Linked DNA regions of Homo sapiens: region 2 is linked to region 1. Evidence: chromatin contacts called from ENCODE Hi-C or POLR2A ChIA-PET data. All regions are on one chromosome and are shown on one strand. The core of a region is the stretch at or near the end of the contact, and the rest is flanking DNA. Distances in the headings are between cores, read along the strand shown.

Region 1 (7,085 bases), core at 3,750-6,249:
CTATTTTTTCTTCCTACTGTGGGCACTTGAATCTTCTGTAAATGAGTTGGTCAGATGTCCTAAGACCTGTTTTTCACAGCCTCACGTCACTGGCATTTTGGTTTTGGTTTCAATCACTGTGCAGGGTTTTTTAGCCTAATGACCTCAACTTGATGATGCTATTGGTACTTAGTAATCTAATGTTTGTATTTTTGTTCCCTTTTTTCTTTAGGATTCCTGGACTCCAGAGTTAAAGTTGAAGTTGATAAAGTTTCTAGCTTTAATATCTAAAGCCAGCAACACGCCAAAGCTTTTAACAATATATGTATCCTTTTGAAGCAAATAGAGACCACCTATGGTTTTAGAGCAGATTTTATTTAGAGTTGCACGCTGGCTTAGGTTTATTGAGGTTGCCTCATTAAATCGGGATAATTAATAGTGTTGCTTTCATATTTACAAGGTCAATGAATCATTAATGGCAGGGCCTATAGAGATCAACTTCTATATCATTGGATCTCTGAGACTTTCTTTTTGGCAAGGTCTTATTTTGATGTCACGTGGCTAGAAGTTGTCTTGGTAGAAAAGAAAGTTTACCTTCTTGTAAAAGAATTCCTTGGGATAATTGTCCCTTTGCAGAATGTCACTTAACCACTTTTAAGCCCTTCAGGCCATGGCATATGGATCGGGTGACCATCTAACTTGTCATTCAAATTGGGACTTCTTTTTAAATAACTTTATTGAGGTGTAAATTTACATACCATAAAATCTACCCATGGTAAGTGTACAATTTAATGCTTTTTGGCAAACGTACAGAGCTGTGCAGTATCACCACAGTCCAGTTCAAACTGGGACACTTTTGAAAGTAAAAAGGGGCACTAACTGGACAAAGTACCAGGGTGACAGGTGTAAATAGAGCCTGTTTCAGAAAGAGCAGAACGTTAGGTCACCCAACCCATGGAAGACTAATTTCCCAAAGGTTATTAGTTTTTAAAGACAAGTATCTCCTTTTACTTGGAATAAAAATGTATCCAAAGTTATTTCATAACAAGAACATAATGTTTTGAATGGTAAAATTGGTCACTGTTTAGTTTAATTTCATGAAAAATTTAGGCTACTTTGCTGCGTAATACCTTCTGCTTCCTTTCTAACTCCAAAGCATTTGACTTTCTTGACCTAATTGAGGTTTTATTTGTCACTAGGACTCCATGCCACATTTCTACTTGAGCTTCCTAAGCCTTCCCTGTTGCCTGTATTCAAATTCCTTAGCCTGGCCTGAGCCGAACGGACTGATCTACAGCTCTCGTCTCTGCCTTTATATCCTTAAGGCTTTTGTTTAAATTCTTCTGTTTGCCTACATACCACGATGTTTGCATATCCAAACCTTTTCCTTCCTAGAGTTCCATATACAGTGATTTTCAGTGAAACTAGAACTTTTCCAACTTGACTTATAATTATTTGAATACGCTTTAAAAAAGCATTTCTCAGCTTAATTTTTTTTTTTCTTGATACTGCTCCTTGTGGAACAGGGCTACCCCATAGGCAGTGTGCCCAGAGTAGCTCAGCTTAATAATTATGGGTGCCAATATGTTAAGAATCTAATCAAAATGATTTACATGGTAAATTATATTAGTTATATTAAAAATATATTAGTATACTCAAAACAGTACCTGACTGGGCCCCGTGGCTCACGCCTGTAATCCCAGCACTTTGGGAGGCTAAGGCGGGAGGATCACTTGAGCCCAGGAGTTTGAGCCCAGAGTGGGCAACATGGCGAAACCCCATCTCTGCAAAAAGTACAAAAAGTTAGCTGAGCATGGTAGCATCCATATGACTATAGTCCCAGCTATCTGGGGGAGACAGGTGGGCGAATCACCTGAGCCCAGGAAGTTGAGGCTGCATTGAGCTGTGTATTCTGCCATTGAACTTCAGCCTGGGCAACATAGTGAGACCCTGTCTCAAAAAAATAAGAATAAAAAAAGATCATAGTACCTATTTTATAGGAAGAGTATGAAGATTGAGTTAATACATATAACTTGTATGAAACAGTCCAGTATATAGTAAGTGCTTGATAACTGTTAGCTGTTGGCATTAGAATTTTTAAGTACTTGTCACCTTTCATCCTGTTCCACATGCTTTGAAGCATATGCTGAAATATAGCAGGTAACTATAAATAACATTCTAATATTTTCCTTGTTACATGAAAATACTTGTAGTTCAGTTCAATACATTAAGCTTCTACTATGAGTCAAATATTGTTCTAGGATTTAGGGATATAAAGAAAAGGCCAAGATGTAATTCTCTTAGCCAAACTGGAGCTTTGAACAATAAAATAGGAGTCTGTGAGGCAAACAGAGGAGGGATGGGAATTACAGGTAGAGGGAACAGCCTGTGCAAAGGCACTGAGACAGTGCCTGGGAAACTGAAATAATTTAATATTACTGGAGCAGAGTATTGGCATAGACAAACTCAGAGACTAGGCAGGGCCTAGGTCATAAAGGTTTATGCCAAGTCCTATAAGGAATAAGGAGCCTTTGAAGCATTTTAAGTAAGAGAATAACAGTTGTATTTGCAAAAAATAACTTTTTACTTCCTGATTATAAAATCAACTATATTCCTTATAGAAAATTTGGAAAGTACAGAAAGGTTTTTAATACAGACATACACCCAAATTGTAATAAAGGTAGGTACATGTATGTGTGTGTATATTTCTATGCATTTTTATCAAAGGAAGAGAACATCTTCCCATATCATTAAATAGCCTTCAAAAGCAGGTTAAGTTCCCTCAGAGGTTTAAACGTAGAGTTACCACATGACCCAGGAATTGGTCCAGGCTGTACACCCAAGAGCTATATACCCTAGCTATATACCCAAGAGAAATGAAACATACATATGTCCACAAAACAACCTGTACACAAATGTTCATAGTAACATTATTCATAATAGCCAAAAAAATGCAAACAACTCAAATGTCTATCATCTTATGAATGGATAAACAAACTGTGGTGTTATCCAAATGATGGAATATCGTTTGATATCATCCAGCCATAAAAAGGAATGAAGCACTGATTCATGCTGTAACATGAATGATCCTTGAAAGCATTATGCTAACTGAAAGAAGCCAGTGGCAGGGACCAGGTATTATATGACTCTATTCATAAAATGTCCAAAAGAGGCAAATCTGGAGAGACAGAAAGTATATTAGTGGTTGCCAGGGGCTGGGGAGAGCAGGGAAAATGGGAGTAACTGCCAGTGAATACAGGGTTTCTTTTGGAGGATGATGAAAATGTTCTAAAATTGATTGTAGTGATGGTTGCATAACTCTGAAAATACTGAAAACCATTGAAATGTACACATTGATTGATGATTGATTGATTGATTGAGTCAGAATTTTGCTCTTGTCACCCATGCTGGAGTGAAATGGCGTGATCTTGGCTCACTGCAACCTCCGCCTCCCAGGTTCAAGCGATTCTCCTGCCTCAGCCTCCCAAGTAACTGGGATTACAGGCACCCACTACCAAACCTGGCTGATTTTTGCATTTTTAGCAGAGACAGGGTTTTGCCATGTTGGCCAGGCTGGTCTCAAACTCCTGATCTCAGGTAATCCACCCGCCTCAGCCTCCCAAATTGCTGGGATTACAGGCGTGAGCCACCACACTGGCCTGAAAGGTACACTTTAAATAGGTGAATTATACAGTACGTGAATAAAGCTATTACCAAAATACTAAGGAAAAGTTTAAGACAAATTAAGGGAAAAGAAACATGTTAAGTAACTGTCTTCAGTCATGCAGCCAGACGTGTGGGAACTGAGATTTGAACCCAGGCAGTCTGGCTCCAGAGTCTGTGGTCTTAGCAATACTGTGCTATGCTGTTTTCACCTCAATATCAATTTCCTTAGGATAAAGCTTTGAATTGAAGTTAGAGTTGAATTATGTATAAAATCAGATTTGCATTTTTAGTTGGCTTGGTAGCAGTGGGGAAGGCCTTTGGAAGGGGATAGGAAGGGGATAGGAGGCTGTTGAAATAGTGCAAGACTTGAATTCAGACAGTGATAATTGAAATGGGGAGAAGAGGACTTGCCTTCTTCTGAAATGGGAGTGGGTCAGGCCAGTATGGAGAAGTTGCTTAGCTATTTACAGCAACAGTTGGAGCTGGCCCTCCCGGCTCCGAGAATTCTGTTTCATCATGCTGAGGTGCTTTCTCACATTGGCCACAGGATGTCCGATACCCCAAGTACCGTTCCCTGAATGCCTGTTTTCCTGAACTTCTTTTTCATCCCAGAAGGAGAATGGACAAAGTAACAAAGGTAAATCATCTAGATTTAAATTTGTCTAAGAACAACTTTGCCAGTTCAGGTTTGAAGTAGTAAGATCGGTGCAAAGATGGAGAGAATTCATGATTTTGGCTTTAAGAGTCTAAATATTTATGAAAGGCTTTGCAGTCATAGTGACCTGCAGTTCCTTGAGGCCCATTTTCGGGAGGGCTGGTATTGTTAGCTTCGTCTTGCATGTCAGGTAGCTAAGCCTTGGAGAAATGAAGAGAATCCAATAACATCCCAAAGGGAGGTAACTGCAGCAGCAGCACATTTTCCCTAGAAGGTGTAGGGCAGCATGGGTAAGGATAGAGTTCTTTTAATTTAATTTATTTTAATTATTTTAATATTTAACTTTTACCTTGAACTAGTCAACTGGGGTCTTCGAAGACATATGGAGTACCCATTCTTATCAAGCATTTTCCATTCCCAAGTAGGAATTCCAGTCTTCAGTTTGTAGCATGAAGTGTTATTTTTCCATGGTCAATTGTTTTTACCAGAACTGTTCACTTTTGAGTAAGGTGAGAAAAAGTGTAGTTAATATGAAGTTGGTGGCCCCAGTTGGGGCGCTGTACCTCAGTTTTGCCTTTGATACTACGTTTTGACAGCTGCTTAAATGATGATGCTGGAAAGGGCCTGTGATGCATGTCATCCCTCTGGTGAGTATTGATGGCATAACCCTCAGTTCCCAGTAGGTGGAGTGTGACTACAGGAGATCTTGTTCCATGCGCCAGCACATTTGCCCTTTCAAAGCAGAGTCATGCCAGAGAGGATTTCAGAACTCCCTGCCATTGCTTTTTCCTGTTTCTTTTTAGGGAGTGAAACTCTTTTAAAGAAAGGAAGCATTAATTAGTAAATTATTTAGCTGTTTGCTCACCAGGGAGTTGGCAGATAAGCAATGGGGTTTGTCAACCTCAGGGAGAGCTTGGGTTTGGGTTTGTCACTCAAGATGGCTTTGGCAGCGTCAGCCTTTGAGAAGGCTTCGGATGCTTGGTTTTGCTCTTGGTAGCCTCAAGCATCCCCAGCTCAGCTGTTCTAAGTGTGTGACTGGTTCTGCCAGCCATGCTGACCCTTCTGTCGCTCAGAGGGGACAGGCCCTGCTGGCCCTTCATGGAGGAGCAGGGCTACAGATACGGCCCCATGGGATCAACCTGGACTGCTCCAAGGGTCGCAGGAGCACCCTGAGTCTTGGAGCTCCCCAAGGTTGCCCTACCCCCAGTACAGTATGTGGAGGAAGACTCCCAGCCTGCATCCTCAGCTCTGCAGGCCCGCTCTCTCAGTGCTAGCCTAGGCCCAGGCCTGGCCACGGTGCGTCCCGGGCCAGTTTGCTCACATCCAACACAGCTGGCATCTTCAACTGGACTGGGACTTTGGATCTTGCCCTGCAGCTCCTGGAAATACACCTCAGCCCACTGTTCCATTGCTGCCTGACAGACCATCCCGACTTGGTGGCACAAAACAATGACATTCACTTATAATGGTGATGATGAGCCTGCATGGTCTGGGAGCTGTGGGCTCAGTTAAGCTGTTCTCCCTCAGCGTGTCTCTCAGGTGCAGTCAGGCGGAGCGGCCTGGGGCCAACTCCAAGGCACTCACACGCAGAGTGGTGGTCGGTGCTGGCTGTCACGTGGGGTCTCAGCAGAGGCCCTTGACGAGAACACCTGCGTGGCCTTGTGGTCTGGGCTTCCTCCAGGCATGTTGCCTGGTTTCCAAGGGTGAATGTCCCCAGAGAGAGCCAGGAGGAAGCTGTATCACTTTTTCTAACCTAGCCTCTGAAGTCAGTCAGTCATTTCTGCTGCATTCTGTTTCTTGCAAGTGAATTCCTAAGGCCCCCTCACCTTCAGAGAAAGGAAATTACATTCCTCTTCTTGATGGGAAGGAGGGTGTGTCAAAGACTACAGGCATTTTAAAACCACCACCATACCCTGCATCTCTGGACCCTAGAGAACTGCCTTAGTTGTTAGTTGAATCTGCCAGGTCGCTGTTCTGAACTAGCCTTTGGACCCCCAGGCAATGGGGGCAGGAAGGTGGTGAGAAACTTCTCTCTCTGGTTCCTGAGTTTCTGCAGCTCATGTCCCCCTAGCATACACTGCATTTTTGAGCATAGCTTTCTTCTGGGAGCATTATGTAAATCTGATAAGTGGCCCAGTTTTGCAGATCAAATAAACATGGGAAGGGGAATGCAAATAAAAGAATTGTCTTTCTCTACAGGTTTTTAATGTTGGAATTTCAGTAAGGAGACCAGTTTTTAAGCCTTCTTTAGGGTCAATTTTAACTGAGTTTTCTGGAAGCCAAGCAGAATGGCTGTGGATTTGAGTCTGGCAAGCAAAGTGCATCTGTGGCGGAGTGAACTCTGTAATGTGGTGTTGCTATGGAGATTGGAGATTCGCATTTTGGGCCCAGGCATGACAGTCATTTGTCACCCCCTTGTCCCCTCATCCTGCAGCTAAGGCTGTAATAACCAAAGGCACAGACATGCCCCCAGTTTAATTTAATTCTAGACTCAGGCATTGTTTTAAGTGAAGTGGTTGCATGATATCATTGTTCTGTGTATCTTGATAGGAAGTTTTCACGGTTAAGTGAGATTACCAGAAGCTTTTAAAGAAGACAGGAAAGGCACTTGCAGCAGAAACTTCTCTCAGAAGGAATTACGTTTGAAATGCTGTGTGGAATAAAAACAGGTTGACAATGTAGTAACATCGGATTATTATTTTCACCTAGTCACTTAAAAAGGATATAGAAATAGTATCTTTTGGCATTTCTAGCATGAATTGATTCAACCCTTTCAGAATGAGCA
Region 2 (7,781 bases), core at 3,736-6,235, 200 kb after region 1:
GACAGCTTCCGGCAGCTCCAGGTGTCCCCCTGGGCATCATGTGCTTTGGCCCTGCCAGCACCGAGGATCACTGGTGATGACTTCCCTGCCATCTCCTAACTTCTAGAACTTTCCTGGCCTTTCCTCTCCCAGCCCTTCCAATGCTTCTCTTTCTGCTCAAAATACCTAGAGTGGCTTCTGTTTTCTTGATTGAACCCTGACTGCTACAAACAATACCCTCGCATATCCTGCACATGCCAGGAACACATGCCAGTCTATCTGTAGTATAAGTTACTAGAAGTCAAATTTTCAGGTCAGTTTCAAGGTTGCTGGTGTATTAGTTTGCTAGGGCTGCCATAACAGAGAACCACAGACTGGGTGGCTTAAACAACGGAAAATTTATTTCCTCACAGTCTGAGGCTGAAGTCTGAGATTAAGATGTTGGCAGAGTTAGTTTCACTCTATGGGTGTATGTGTCCAAATTTCCTCTTCTTATAAAGACATCTGTCATATTGGATTAGGGCCCCACCCTAACAATCTCATTTTAACTTAATTCCCTCTTTAAAGACCCTGTCTCCAAATACAGTCACATTCTGAGGTACTGGAGGTTAGGACTTCAGCGTGTGAATTTTGAGGGGATGCAACTCAGTCCATAACAGATAACTAGCTATTCCCAACTCACCCTCCCTGGCAATTGTCCCAAACAGCAGGTACATGAAATGTGTCAGCAAACCTGGTGATCATCACCAATCTAACAGGTAAGAAAATGCACATAGTGTTGTTTTAATTTGCATTTCTCCTACTCTGAGTGACATTAACATCTTTTCATGTGTTTGAATCATTCATATTTCCTTTCCTGAGAAAGATTTGTACAGGACAATTTTCTAGGTGACCTTAAACCAGCCCGGTTCTCCCATCTTTCTTGCTTGTAGTTCTGAAAATTAACTGTAGAATGTGCTAGAAATGCAACATCTTGAGATAAGGGGGAGCTGGCCAGAACTGCTCAGGCTCTGTTCCAGTTCCGCCTTAGAAACAGGGTGGCTCATGCCTGTAATCCCAGCACTTTGGGAGGCCAAGGCAGGCAGATCACCTGAGGTCAGGAGTTCAAGACTAGCCTGGCCAACATGGTGAAACCCCGTCTCTACCAAAAATACAAAAAATTAGCCAGGCATGGTGGCAGGCACCTGTAATCCCAGCTACTCGGGAGGCTGAGGCAGAAGAATTGCTTAAACCCGGGAGGTGGAGGTTGCGGTGAGCCAAGATCGCACCACTGTACTCCAGCCTGGGCAACAAGAGCGAGACTCTGTCTCAAAAAAAAAAAAAAGAAAAGAAACAGGGTGTCCTTCAACACTGTAGCTCAGCCACTCACAGAGCATAAAGCTCAGGGCAGGCTGCTTTTCAGGGTTCTTCAGCCATGGTGCAGGTGGGACGCATGAAGTCAAGATTCCATCAGCCCTGGGCAGCTGGCCTGAGCCTGGGGAACTGGCTCTGAATGAATCCTAGGCCTCTGTTGCCCCTTGCTGCCAATCTGTAATAAATCCTCATCGTGTAACTGGGTACATGTGAGTGTGTTCCGTCTCACCAGATGCCGACAAGTTGGTAAGCCGCGCACGGTGAGCCTGCTTCGCGGTTGGTTCATATCCTTTGCCTATTTTTCTATTGGCTTATTTGTCTTTGTCTTTGTCTTTTTTTCCATTGCGACACCTACTAAAATGGGATTGACTTTTACTTATTTGTTGAAGGGGTTCATTAAAGACATTTATCTGATATGCACTGAAAATATTTTTCCATTTGTCATCTATCTTTTGACTTTGTTCATAATTTTTCTGTGATACAGTGATATTTTAATGTAAATTTTCCATCTTTTCCTTAATGGCTTCTAGGTACTATGTCGTTATTCTTAGAAAGTCCTCTCCTACCCAAAAAGCACTGAAAATTTAAAAATTAAAAACAAGACTGGACGTGGTGGCTCACACCCGTAATCCCAGCAATTTGGGAGGCCGAGGCGGGTGGGTCACGAGGTCAGGAGTTTGAGACCAGCCTGGCCAGCATGATGAAACCCCGTCTCTACTAAAAATACAAAAATCAGCCGGGCCTGGTGGCGCATGCCTGTAATCCCAGCTACTAGGGAGGCTGAGGCAGGAGAATTGCTTGATCCTGGGGGGCGGAGGTTGCAGTGAGCCGAGATCGCGCCATTGCACTCCAGCTCTGGGCAACAGAGCAAGACTCTGTCTTGGAAAAAATAAATAAATAAAAATTAAATTTAAAAAGCTCTTTCCAACTTTAAGTTATAAAATAAATTTTCCATATTTTCTTCTAGTACTGTCATATTTCACTTTTTACATTAACATATTTGATCCACCTGAAATGTATTTTAATATAAGACATGAGGTATTGCTGGGCGTGGTGGCTCATGCCTGTAATCTCAGCACTTTTGGAGGCCAAGGCAGGATGATCACTTGATTCCAGGAGCACAAGATCAGCCTGAGCAACATAGTGACACCCCATTTCTACAAATAATAGTCTAAAAATATTAGCCAGGAGTGGTGGTGTGTGCCTGTGGTCCTAGCTACTCAGGAGACTGACAGGAGTATCACCTGAACCTGGGAGCAGTGAGCCATGATCACACCACTGCACTCCAGCCTGGGTGACAGAGTGAGACCCTGTCTCAAAAAAAAAAGATATTAATATAATTTTTCCTCTAGGCAGATGGTATTCCAGTTACGCCAACACCAGTGGAAGTGGCAGATTTATTACGTACTGAATTATCGTGTGGACTTGGGTCTAATTCCATGTTTCCTGGGCACATTTGAGACCTCTGCACTTCTCAAACCTCTGACTCTGACATCTCCCCTCTTTTCATCAGATGACCTTGCCTTTTAATTCAAAGAGCACGTGGAAGGACTCGTGGGAAGAGCACCTCCAGTTTAAAAACAAAAGACCCATCCCCTGCTTGCCTCCACCTGAGTCTCAGAGCCCACCCTTCCCAAGCGCTTAGGACCACTGTCTCTCTTCTGTGGTCAACATCCATTGCTCCACTAATCCTTCTCCATAGCCTTTTCTTTTCTTTTCTTTTCTTTTTTTTTTTTTTTTTTGAGACGGGGTCTCATTCTGTTGCCCAGGCTGGAGTGCAGTGGTGCCATCTCGGCTCACTGCAACCTTTGCCTCCCAGGTTCAAGCGATTCTCACACCTCAGCCTCCCAAGTAGCTGAGATTACAGGCACCTGCCAACACGCCCAGCTAATTTTTGTATTTTTAGTAGAGACAGGGTTTCACCATGCTGGCCTCGAACTCCTGACCTTATGTGACCCGCCCACCTCAGCCCCCCAAAGTGCTGGGATTGCAGGCCTGAGCCACCGCGCCTAGCTCCATGGCCTTTTAAATGGGCTCAAGACTTTTACGTGTTGAAAACAAACAAAAACAAGAAACTCCTTCAACCCCATGAACCTCTTCAGCTGTGTCCCTACTCTCATCCCACAGCCACATTCCCTGAGGGAATTGTAGTCTCTGCAGTCCCGTTCCCCAGTTACTCCTCAAGACCCTGCACCCCGCTCATCCAGAGTCAGAAATAGTGGAGAGTTCTTGGTCTTGCTTGGTGTCTGGTCTGTCCTCCCAGCTCTGAACGACCACATCCTCTGCCAACATCAAGCAGGACTTCAGCTGGACAGGATGTGGCTCATGACAGCCACTTTCACATGGTTCCCAGAAGGGGAGCCAAAGGGTAGGAGGTCTCAGAGGTGGCAGCCTTCAGTCTCCTGCGAGAGGGAGAGGAGCCGCTGGTCTTCTCTTCCGCAAGTGACCAGTCAGGAGTCCGAGTCCACCCACAGAGGTTGCAGAAAGCAACAGGGCTTGCTCCAAAAGCCTGAACATCACTGGGGTCTGGGGCTGTAAGGGGGTACCGGGGGGCTCATGAGAGGGCAGTGTAAGTGCCTTCCTGCCCATCTTCAAGCCAGGCCCTGGAGCCAGCCACCTGCCTCAGCAATTTCCCCATTGCCAGTTCCAGGCCAGGTGAGACTCGTAAAATCACTCACAAAGCAGAATGTGTAGTCAGAGCTGGGGAAGCACCAGCCTGAGGGGCAGGAGGCTAAAGTCAGGAGCTGTGTACTAAGCAATTCACACGCTCCCTCTCCCCAGAGAGATCTGGCCTTTGTGCCTTTGTCCTGGCTCCTGGAAGACCACACCTGATGGTTTACCGTTACCCTAATGAGGTGACTCATGATGGGCCCCTGAGGGCGAGAGCTGTCAGAGCAACCCCCGGGGCGAAGAAACAAGCTAGAGACCCAGTTCAACCTCACAGGCAATGATTCCATCACCCTGCCCACAGAGGGAAACTGCAACACAAATTCTGACATCAAAGCCCGGGGAAGCTTCCGTGGTTGGCGGTACTCTGCGAATTGTCATACATCACAGCAAGGAGGAGGTGATGCCACACCCGTTGGCGGTACTCTGCGAATTGTCACACATCACAGCAAGAAGGAGGTGATGCCACACCGGTGGCTGCCAGCTCCTCATCAGGACCCTCCCTGGACTCTACCCTGTGTCTCTTCCTTTGGCTGGTTCTAATTAGTATCCTTTCCCGTTCATAAACATGGGGGCAATAGTGCTGTGCTTAAGGAAGCACCAGCAATTGGAGGTGAACCCAGACAGGAAGAATCCAGCCCCAGCCTTGTCCCGCCGTCTGAGGATGACACCAGGAAGTCCTGACCTCCCAGGACCTGAAGCAGAAGGGCGCTTGGTATGGTGACATGGGCGGGACGGTCTGCCACTGGGTCGACCAGCCCACCTTTGTGATGAACCTAAGTAGATTAATTTCATTTTCTGGGAGGGTGTAGTGGGTGGAGGGCACAGATAGTCAGCCAAAGTATCATCCCAGACCCAAAGAATCAGGGGATCTGTTTGCTTTTTCAATAAAAAGAGATGGGGGTAAGTTTGTGCAGATACGAGGAGCACTTAAAATCACAGGTAGAATAATAGGAGAAGAACAGAATTGTCTGAGTTTAGTGCAAGGAGAGGGAGAGGCCTCAGAGCCACTGGGGCAAACCCCAGCCCTTGCAAACAACGCTTCCTCAACACCCGTAGGCAGCCATGGTTTTTTCGGATGGATCTAGCTTGGGGCAACCACAGCTTAAGGAAGAACTAGGGGTACCGTGTCTTCAGCTGGGGAGCAGAGCCCACAGGCCTGCTGAGCCCTCAGCCTCCAGTTCCCCGGTGGGGCCTTCCAGCTTCACTGCTTCCTCAGAGCCTGTGGGAACATTGCTACCTCCACCCTTCACCATGATTGGTGTGGGCCTTTGCATTATCCTCTGTTAACCTGCAGGTGGTCTTAACCTGGGGTCCACGAATGCCCACAGGGTCCACAGAGAGCATTCAGGGGACTCATATGCATGGATGGGAATAAATAGACATCTTTGTTTTCACCAACCCTTAACTTTTCTTCAAAATTTGTTAAGGTAGTGGCAAAAAACCACAATAGTATTAGCAGTTCTGTGACTTTGTCACTATATCAGTCAGATCGCAACCAGAGAAACACAACCAGCAGGAGGTACAGCCCATGCTCCTGATTCGTGGTGGTTATGTTCTATAAAATCACCACAAACACTGGATTAGTGAATGTTGAAGCTTTGCTCCTGGGAGAAATTAGGTTCCTCCTTAGGTACCTGTGAGGGTCTGGTCACAGTATTTTCTTTCTTTCTTTTTTTTTTTTTGGACCGAGTCTCACTCTATTGCCCAGGCTGGAGTGCAGTGGTGTGTGGTGCATTCTCAGCAAACTGCAACCTCCACTGCCTGGATTCAAGTGATTCTCGTGCCTCAGCCTCCCAAGTAGCTGTGATTACAGGTGTGTGCCACCACGCCTGGCTAATTTTTTTTATTTTTAGTAGAGATGGGGTTTCACCATGTTGACCAGGCTGGTCTCAAACTCCTGGCCTCAAGTGATCCGCTCACCTCGGCCTCCCAAAGTGCTGGAATTACAGGCTTGAGCCACCATGCCCGGCCTAGTCACAATATTTTCCTCAGTCGACCAACGCATAACCTTTTTTTATGTTTGTTTCTGTTTAAAGACACTGAAGTTAATATACAGTTGATTCATTAATTTTTTTTTTTTAGATGCAGTTTTACTCTTGTTGCCCAGGTTGGAGTACAATGACATGATCTTGGCTCACTGCAACCTCCGCCTCCCAGGTTCAAGCCATTCTCCTGCCTCAGCCTGCTGAATAGCTGGGATTACAGGCATGTGCCACCATGCCCAGCTAATTTTTTGTAGTTTTTAGTAGAGATGGGGTTTCACCATGTTGGCCAGGCTGGTCTAACTCCTGACCTCAGGTGATCCTCCTGCCTCGGCCTCCTAAAGTGCCAGAATTACAGACATGAGCCACCACGCCCAGCCTGATTCATTAATATTGGACTCACGGCACCATAACTCACACCTGAATGAAGCTTCTCCAACGCACAGATTTTCTCCCTATAGCACATCACATCCTTCTTGCTCTTAGGAGCACCAGAAAGCTCATCAGCAGTTCACTTGGGGGCCACATGAAGCAAGAAAACCAGCAACAAAAAGCACAAAATACAAAAAAAGTGGCACTGGCTGGGCGTGGTGGCTCACGCCTGTAATCCCTGCACTTTGGGAGGCTGAGGCAGGCAGATCACAAGGTTAGGAGTTCAAGACCAGCCTGGCCAACATGGTGAAACCCCATCTCTACTAAAAATACAAAAATTAGCCGAGTGTGGTGACACGCACCTGTAGTCTCAGCTACTCGGGAGGCTGAGGCAGGAGAATTGCTTGAACCTGGGAGGCAGAGGTTGCAGTGAGCCGAGATCGCGCCATTGCACTCTAGCTCTGGGCGACAGAGCGAGACTCTGTCTCAAAAAAAAAAAAAAAAGTGGCACTAAATAGACCACCAAAAGGACACATGTTTACAGTGTGAGAGCTGAAACAAGAAGGCAGGCTCAGCCGGGCATGGTGGCCCACGCCTGTAATCCCAGCACTTTGAGGCAGGTGGATCACGAGGTCAGGAGTTCCAGACCAGCCTGGCCAAGATGGTGAAACTCCGTCTCTACTAAAAATACAAAAATTAGCTGGGTGTGGTGGCGCATGCCTATAATCCCAGCTACTCGGGAGGCTGAGGCAGGAGAATCGCTTGAGCCAGGGAGGCAGAGGTTGCAGTGAGTCGAGATCGTGCCACTGCACTCCAGCCTGAGCGACAGAGTGAGACTCCATCTCAAAAAAAAAAAAAAAAAAGAATGACATGGACACATATGGAGTAGTTTTAAGGAGCGGAGAGTTTAGTAGGCAAGAAGAAAGGGAGAAGACAGAAAGAAGCTCCCCCATACAGAGACAGAAGGAGGGGGGCTCCAAAGTCCAAAGAGGGAACCCCAAGTGTGGTGGATACCAGCCAGGTATATGTAGAGGCTGGAGGAAGCAGTGTTTGATTTGCATAGGGCTCAGGGGATTGGTTTGACCAGGCATGTCATTCATGCAGCCCGTGAAAAAGCTGGCCCTCCCACCCTAGCCTTTTAATATGCAAACGCAGGGTGCCATGATGTTCTACACACATGGGGATATGTAGGGGTGGCCATGTTGCCAGGAACATGTGGGGCAAGGGCAAGAAGTTCGCAGGAATCGCCATGTTTGGGTGGACCCAGTTTCTAATGGCCTTCATTTGCATATCAAAGGTTGCCGGCCTGGCTCTAAGAGCTGCTTTAAAAACGAAAACTTCCCAGGGACCCCTTTTCCTCTCTTATCTGCCTAAAATAATTTCTTAACTCCTACAACACTATCATACCACATTACAGTTGTAGTA

Evidence for each region. A loop is a pair of places that touch in the nucleus more often than their neighbours do. ChIA-PET counts read pairs that join two places held with the same protein, here RNA polymerase II (POLR2A). Pooled maps may share reads with other maps.
Region 2: a loop to region 1 is called in a pooled map, with 2.3 times the contacts of the local background. The contact joins two enhancer-like sites. A Hi-C loop is called at or near these places in 94 of 168 maps with a recorded cell type or tissue (A673, B cell, CD14-positive monocyte and 54 more), 36 of 37 single-sample maps with no recorded cell type and 47 of 50 pooled maps. POLR2A ChIA-PET finds 5 or more read pairs at or near these places in 9 of 52 experiments (AG04449, BJ, GM12878 and 5 more).

The regions. Positions count from the first base shown.
Region 1 is chr2:231,222,517-231,229,601 of GRCh38, forward strand. It overlaps ARMC9 (armadillo repeat containing 9), which reads left to right. Exons shown (of 25, transcript NM_001352754.2): 6 at 212-304; 7 at 4,258-4,282. Among named protein-coding and RNA genes, the nearest start is that of ARMC9, 27 kb to the left of the region's middle. RefSeq lists enhancers at 1-223, 5,868-5,937. Within about 2 kb of position 5,000, at least 7 of the 41 ENCODE cell types and tissues checked have a DNase peak (open chromatin) inside an H3K27ac peak, as active enhancers do.
Region 2 is chr2:231,421,831-231,429,611 of GRCh38, forward strand. No RefSeq gene overlaps it. Among named protein-coding and RNA genes, the nearest start is that of B3GNT7, 30 kb to the left of the region's middle. Within about 2 kb of position 4,986, at least 2 of the 41 ENCODE cell types and tissues checked have a DNase peak (open chromatin) inside an H3K27ac peak, as active enhancers do.